2 separate regions of the Homo sapiens genome follow, and region 1 is linked to region 2. The links are chromatin loops, found by intact Hi-C in ENCODE. Cell type or tissue: PC-9. All regions are shown on one strand. Region 1 holds the start of LOC107986775 (a long non-coding RNA gene). Region 2 overlaps DNAH11 (dynein axonemal heavy chain 11).

Evidence for each region. Hi-C counts contacts between places; a loop is a spot of excess contacts. Peaks named below come from ENCODE experiments on the same cell type or tissue, not always from the same donor. Only the 100,000 strongest peaks of a DNase experiment are listed, where the experiment ranks them.
Region 1: it touches region 2 in a loop (8-fold over the local background); 2 of 110 quality-filtered maps call a loop at or near these places.

What each region holds. Positions count from the first base shown.
Region 1 is chr7:21,824,643-21,828,642 of GRCh38, forward strand. All of the region lies in intron 65 of DNAH11 (dynein axonemal heavy chain 11), which reads left to right. It overlaps LOC107986775 (a long non-coding RNA gene), which reads left to right and starts at 1,569. Exons shown (of 2, transcript XR_001745115.2): 1 at 1,569-2,130; 2 at 2,400-2,901. In PC-9, no CTCF peak of the experiment used is centred here; no DNase peak of the experiment used is centred here.
Region 2 is chr7:21,890,529-21,894,528 of GRCh38, forward strand. DNAH11 (dynein axonemal heavy chain 11) reads left to right here. Exons shown (of 82, transcript NM_001277115.2): 77 at 1,897-2,139. Among named protein-coding and RNA genes, the nearest start is that of CDCA7L, 53 kb to the right of the region's middle. In PC-9, no CTCF peak of the experiment used is centred here; no DNase peak of the experiment used is centred here.

The sequences.
Region 1 (4,000 bases), 66 kb before region 2:
AAAGACATAGGAAGGTGAAGATTCTGAATGTTGCTTATCACTTCATTGTTTTATTTAAAATAATGTTTTAACACGTGTGTGTATTCTGAAACAACATATTCTTTTGGAGCTTTATAAAAATACCATTATGGTGTATATAGTTTAAAAGGACTTGATTTTTTCCCTCAATCATATGTTTCTAAGATTTAATCTACATTGCTCCTTCTGGCTCTAGTTCTTGCAAATTCGTTACTATAATATTGTTTTTGAAACAGAGTCTTGCTCTGTCATCCAGGCTGGAGTGCAGTGGCGGGATCTTGGCTCATTGCAACCTCCACCTCCCAGGTTCAAGTGATTCTCCTGCCTCAGCCTCCCGAGTAGCTGGAATTACAGGCGCCTGCCACCAGGCCTGGCTAATTTTTTTATTTTTAGTAGAAACAGGTTTCGCCATGTTGACCAGGCTGGTCTCGAACTCCTGACCTTAAATGATCTGCCCACCTTGGCTTCCTAAAGTGCTGAGATTACAGGCATGAGCCACCACACCGGGTCTATTACTGTGATATTCAATGATATGACTGACTATTCCTCAATTTATTTAGCGTTCTTATTGAAGGCCATTTTGGTTATTTTTAGATGTTTTGCTATTATGAGTGATGCTGCTATGAATATTACTGAATATTCATGTATACATCTACAGGTACACACATTCATGCATACAACTACAGGTACACATAGCAAGATTCTTCAGTGTTTATGTTCTATAGTGAGATAGTTGGGTTGTAGAACTTATGCACAATCAACTTTAAAAGATAATGCCAAATTGTTTTCCAAAGTGTTTAGAAATGTACATGCTCACTAGTAGTATATAAGAATTGTGGAGTCTTTCAGAGAACTGAGAGAGACTTTTATGCTTCTGCTGTTTTTTATAATCCAAAAGATTTCCCACATTTAATACTATTAGCCACCTCTTCCTATGACGAACTATTCCTGCCTCCTTTTTTTTTTTCCCACTTTTATTTTTGAATGAACAAATTGAGGGCACTCTAAGCTTTCAAAATAGTTGTGTTACAAATGCTTAAAAAGTGCTTTGATGTTTGGGAGGCCAAGGCAGGTGGATCATGAGGTCAGGAGATCGAGACCAACCTGGCGAACACGGTGAAACCCCTTCTCTACTAAAAATACAAAAAATTAGCTGGGTGTAGTAGCGGGTGCCTGTAGTCCCAGCTACTCGGGAGGCTGAGGCAGGAGAACGGCATGAACCTGGGAGGTGGAGCTCGCAGTGAGCCAAGATGGTGCCACTGCACTCCAGCCTGGGCGAAGGAGTGAGACTCTGTCTCCAAAAAAAAAAAAAAAAAGTGTTTTGATGGAATAATAGACATTAGAGACTCTGAAAGGTGGACCGTGGGAGGGGAGTGAGGGATAAGAAGTAACCTAATGGGCACAATGTATATTTTTTGGGTGATGGTTACATTGAAAGCACAGACTTCACCACCACACAATATATCCAGGTGACAAAGCTGCGCTTGTACCCCATAAATCTATAAAAGTCATTTTCTTAAAAAGCATTTTGAATAAATTTTGATATTTTTGTTACTGCATTATTTTTGCCTGATAAGAAGTATCTTTAAAACAAAATAAAGACTTTCTTATTTCCTCATCTAACTCTTTAAAAGAAAGGAGAGAAACTAAAAAGTATTCATACATATGCAAAGTAGGAGATATGGTAAAATAAAAATTAGATTGGTATGAATAGGAATTATGTTTCTTTTTTCAATGCAGTAAAAGTTGGGAGAAAATATAAAAGAAAATTAAGGGGAAAATGTTGCTATGTATTCATTTAATAATAGAGCTACTGATTTGCAGTGTTATAACAAGAACAGAAAATTTTTGAAAATTAATCTACATGTTTGTAAATTTTATAATGGATCTTCCTGTTTACCTCCAACAATGAACATTTTACTTGATTTCTCTATCCTCTTTTTTTTTTTCCTATGTGACTATCTCTGTGTAACCTGTGGGTTTACAAACATTTTCCTTGGTATTGTAAAGACAAGAGATAGCATTGAAAAGAGAAAGCCAGGAAAACAACCTACAGGGACTGTTGAGCTGCCACATTCACCCGGAATGTCTTTATCATGTCCTCAAACTCAGGTGGGATAACACCATCCTCCTTTGAGAAACTCACATCCCTCAGAAAGTTTTTGGCTATCAATAGTGTTTTTGTTTATTCTAGTTCTATTTGTTTGGGGGAGTTGTTGTTGTTGTTGTTGTTTAACCAGTATTAGTTTATTCCTAATAATGAATGTCTGAGAAATGTTTGTGATAGATAAAGCATAGTCCAAAAGTTGAAGTTCATTAATAATTGGAATGTTGTGGAGTGTGAAGTAATGAATACTAATTACTCCTTTCATGTCTGACAGCTCCCTGTGGACCAATACATCAGCCCAGACTTTAATTTGGTTCGAGTAATGGTTTCATCAATAGCACATTAAATCTGTGTTTGAGAAGATATACAGGTGAACCTGGCCCACACAGTAGATACCACTGTCATAAAATGGCCACAGGCCGACAACAGCTGGGTAATTACAAATAATTAAATCCACCAAGCTCCAGACAATCCTAATTTTAAATAAAACATATTTTATATCAATCGACAGCAAATGTATCTGGAAAGATTTATCAACATGTAATTTTTCCAAAGCAAATTTACTGGCTTACATATTAGAGAAGTTGCTGATCTGGGAAGCATCTTCATAAAATTCTCTTTAATCTTTCAAATACCCCTAAATATTTTTGAATTTTTTAAAATATTATTTAAATATTATTATAATTTTTGAAAGACTGGAGTAACTTTACTGCAATATGTATTTCCGGTTGTTTTGGAGTATATACATATATTATTAAAAGATATTTTATACTTCATTCTGTATTTTTCATACAATTATTATTTTAATAATAGTCTTAAAGTAGCATGCTCTAGAAAGGAACTTAAAATTGGCTAATAGAAATATTAACTATATGATTTAAAAAATTTATTTTTACAGAAATAGAGGGAGATGGCATTTTATATTTATTTATTTTATAATGACTAGATTTCCTGAAAGTTATGCTAAGATTAAGAAGAATTGCTTTCAGTTAGCAGCTTTCCAGTTTATTAACTATTATTATGTTTCTGTTCTTGGAGTTGACGCCATGCAATTATAGTTGACTGTAGATCTATTCAAATGAGGACTTAGGTGAGATTTAAGATAGAAACATGTTAAATTGAACGCTACACTGTAGTAGAATGTACTTTCTTGAGCTGGAAGCTTACGGATTTTTTTTTTAATTTTTTTTTTTCTTTTTGAGACAGAGTCTTGCTCTGTCGCCCAGGCTGGAGTGCCGTGGTGTAATCGTGGCTCACTGCAACCTCCACCTCCCAAGTTCAAACAATTCCCCTGCCTCAGCCTCCCAAGTAGCTGAAACTACAGGCATGCGCCACCATGCGCGGCTAATTTTTGTATTTTTAGTAGAGATGGGGTTTCACTATGTTGGTCAGGCTGGTCTTGAACTCCTGACCTCAGGTGATCCACCCTCCTCGGTCTCCCAAAGTGCTGGGATTGCAGGCATGAGCCACCGCGCCTGGCCTAGCTTATGGATTTTAAATAAACTCTAGAGTTATGTAGTTCTCTCATTATTTCCTTTGCTGGTAAGAATAGATTTATTTTCAAGTTCATTCATGCTCTCCTATAATAGACTTCAGCATTCCAGTCTGTTCTAATTTCCAAATTCAAAATAAAATTTAATTGCCACAAATCTGCAACAGCTTTTCTATTCCTAAATTTAGTAAAGTTTTTTTTCCCTTAATAGTGTAATCTTTAGCATTTGCAGATAAAGCATTCTCACATTCAGTCATCTTGGTAATAGTTGTTTGACTTTATCTGAAAATAAATACCAAACAGGGCTTCAGATAAAGAATCCTCAGATTCTTTTATTTTCTTTTTAAAAAGCAGTCTTCCAATAAAATAACAAACAAATGAAA
Region 2 (4,000 bases):
TCAATTTCCTAGTAAGCACAAACAGAGAAGACCAACTACTTGTTTTAGGGAATAATGTTCAGTTGGGATATGTGGATTCTAGGTTTTGGTTTTCTTATTCATATTTTGCCCATATTTTTATTCTGGCTACTTTATCCATCATAGACTAATAATAATGAGTTTAACTCTCCTGTACCATTTTATTTTGGTCGCCCTGAGCCAGGTGACATTTAAATTTTCATTATTCTTATATATAAACATGAAATGATACAAATGTGAATAAATAAAGCCAAGCCAATGGATACTGGTGGTGAAATAGTCCAACTTCTTCCTTCCCATATTCATCGGGTCAAGATTTCCATTTCTGGCAATATGAAGGATTAGATAACTTGAAAATCCTCCCGGTACAAAATAAAAATAAAAATAAAAATGCTGTGTCGAATGTTTTAAATGCACTTGGAATTCGCAGAAAGCAGTCGAGCATCCTTATTAAGGACATAGGCTTTCTAAGTAACCTGGATTGCAGGTTTAAGAAGGAAAGAGAAAACCACTGTTACACACATGATTGTGTGGAAATTCACACTTACTTTGTCCTCTTTAGACTCTGAGTTCCTTAATAACGAGGTCATATGGAGCTTATACTTCTAAGGTTTGTTGTAGTGTACTGGGTGGTGGGTACATATTACTGAATGAATTAAAGAATATTCACTTTGTCTCCAAGTGATAGTGAGGGGACCACAGTGTAGCATACACAGTTACAGACAAATCCCATTTCAGAAACTGACTCAGAAAATCTAGGTAGAAAATAGCTACATTCGATGATAGTTTAAAAATAACATTCCTCTGTACATTTAAGTGCACATACAGACAGGATTTACGGTGCAAGAGACTGGGAGAATTAAAACAGAGGGGTTAATGGTCCCTGGAAACTAAAGAGCAATCAGGGAAAAATAAATCTGAGATTATACTGTTACTTAGAAAATTGTAAGCACTTGATTGACTCTGTGTTTATGGCTGGTCAGAGACTCAGGCTCATAAATTCTTTTGTTACATTTTGAAGTTCTACATTCTAATGTTTAGAGGGTTTGTTATTGCTATTCACATTGCCTTTGTTCAAAACTTCCCCCTAAATTGAATGTCTACCCTCTTGCCCCAGCCTTATTGAAGTAGATGGGCACGATAAAAGCCCGCTTTCTCCAGCCTTTCACTCAGTAGGTAACTGTGTATTGAGCTCTCAGGGTCTGTGGATCCTAAACAACAGACTTTGCTGTGAGTAGCTCAAAGTCCTGGGAAGGTAGGATCGGTCTGACTCTTAGTATATATGGCCTATACATGGTACTTATATACACACACATTTTTCATTAAATGCACATATCATTATTTATAATTATAAAATTCAGGTATATAAATTCACATCATATATAAAATGATGTGATGCAGTACTGTGGAAAGTATGGTGCCCTGGGGAAGTACAGGCTACAGAGTCCTACTAAAATGAGTTCAGAATTATGATTAAAATCAAATGTCTACCTCAGCAAATTCACATCAGAGTCTTGATTTCCTCTCTGGGAAATGGGGATGGTTGGGAGAATCAATGAATGGGAGTGTGTTATAGGGTAGCCCAGGCTCTGTGATGGCTCATTCCTTTTGTGTGCATGTATCACACTGCCCCATGCACACTGCAAACTGAGTCTTCTTAGGGATAGGATTAATGTGTGTTCCTTGGGATCTTCCGCAGAGATCAGTCTGGTGTTGCATATAGAGCAAAATTGTTGATTATAAAACAGTTTAGGGAGCCTGCTACCCAGACAGCATTGTGCTGGAGCCTTCTTGTCAGGGTCTTCTCGAAGTGTTGAGGAAGTGAAAATGGATGCCTACCTACATTTGGAATAACTGACTTTTCCTTTGTGGTTCAAGACTGAAGATGAACTGATGCTGGCACCAGGTTTTGCTGCCCCACCCTACCTAGATTATGCAGGCTACCACCAGTACATAGAGGAGATGCTTCCTCCAGAAAGCCCGGCACTGTATGGCCTCCACCCAAATGCTGAAATAGAATTCCTGACAGTGACATCCAACACTCTCTTCAGAACTTTGCTGGAGATGCAGCCCAGGAATGCACTCAGTGGTGATGAACTGGGGCAGTCTACAGAAGAAAAGGTAGAGGGTCTTTCCTTCCTTTTCTTTTTCATTGAAGTATAACTTACTTGTACTGAAGTCTACTAATCTTAATTGTGCAAATCAATAAGTTTTTACCTAGGTTTTACTCATACAACCACCACCTAGATCAAAATAACATTTCCAACACTCCAGAAGGATACTCATGCCCCTTATCAGTCAACATACCCCTCACCTCCCCCAGAGATAATCAGTATCTTTACCTCTATCATCACAGATTAGCTTTACCTGATTCCAAATATATGGAATCATACAGTGCGCATTCATCCATGTCTAACTCCTTTCATTCTGCATTAGATTTGTGAGATTCATCCATGTTGTTCATGTACCAATGGTTCATTTTTGTTTTGAATTCTATATGAATATAAAATTCTTCATTGTACTGTGAATGGATGTTTGGGTTGTTTCTTGTTTTTCACTTTTATAGAAATATCACAACCATGAACATTCTTCTGCAGTCAATATGCAAAGGTAACTCCCAAAGGCATCCATTCATACTACCCATTTCTCTATACCCAGAAGTGGGATTGCCAGATAACAGGGTATAATGTGTAGCTTTAATAGTATTCCCAATCAGTTTTCTCCAGTGGCTGTACCAGTTACTTTCCCACCAGCAGTGCGTGTGAGTTCCACTTGCTCTATCTTTTTTGTGATTTTGTAAGGGTAATGATATCTCACAGTGGTTTTAATTTTGCAATCCTCAATTGAGGAGTAATATTGAGCATCTTTTCACATGCTTATGGCCGTTTGGATATACTGTCTACCTCCACTGTAAATGAGTTTAAGATTTCAGGACCTGATAAATTGCCGGTCAGAGTGATGCCAGCTGGCAGGCATGATGTCAGAACCAGAGGCAGTAGTCTGAGAAAGCAAGGAAAGAAGGAAAGCTGCCTGAGGCTAAGGACAGGCAAAGTTCCTCCATCTTTTCTCCTTTCTAGATATTGACTGGTTTTTCCAGCTCGGTGGAGCTGTCTACATAGAATTAGTATGCATGTCTGAGTACCATGTGCATACTCATACCTGTAATATATGTCTTTCATTCTTTCAGAGCAACAATTACAGAAGATAGAAGTTTCTTTGTTAAAAATGTTGATGTAAATTGGTCTAGGAATTTTAGGATGCCGTGGTTGGGAGGGCAGCATCATAGTTCAGCAGAATTTGCTTACGCTTAAAAGGCTTATTTGGGTTATGTGACTTTTATTCTATTTTATTTTTTATTTTTTGAGACAGTTTCATTCTGTTGCCCAGGCTGGAATGCAGTGGCACCATCTTGGCTCACTGCAACCTCTAACTCTCGGATTCAAGCGATTTTCGTGCCTCAGCCACCCAAATAGCTGGGATTACAGACATGCTCCAACATGCCTGGCTAATTTTTATATTTTTAGTAGAGACAGAGTTTCACCATGTTGGCCAGGCTGGTCTCGAACTCCTGACTTCAAGCGATCTGCCCATCCTGGCCTCCCAAAGTGCTGGGATTACAGGCGTGAGCCACTGTGCCCAGCCCCTGGTTTGTGTGGCTTTTAAAAGGATCTTTTTAATTTAGCAGATTATAAAATATGGTACCCTAATAATAGGCTTCTACTTCCTCTGATCATATCTTTACATATAAATAACATGTAGCTGATGACAGTTCTATACTCCCTAAATGTTAAGTGAGTAAACTGCAAACAACTGTAGCTCCTTCTTGACCAGATTTGGGGCTCCATGGAAGGGGAAGTGCTGGCACTGGTACAGAGGCACCAATGAGGCAGCTGAGGGAGTTGGCACTGCCATGCTGCCCACCTCCTGGGAGCCGTAGGCATCCTTCACATGCATTTGCAGGCACCTTCGGAAGTCGTATGAT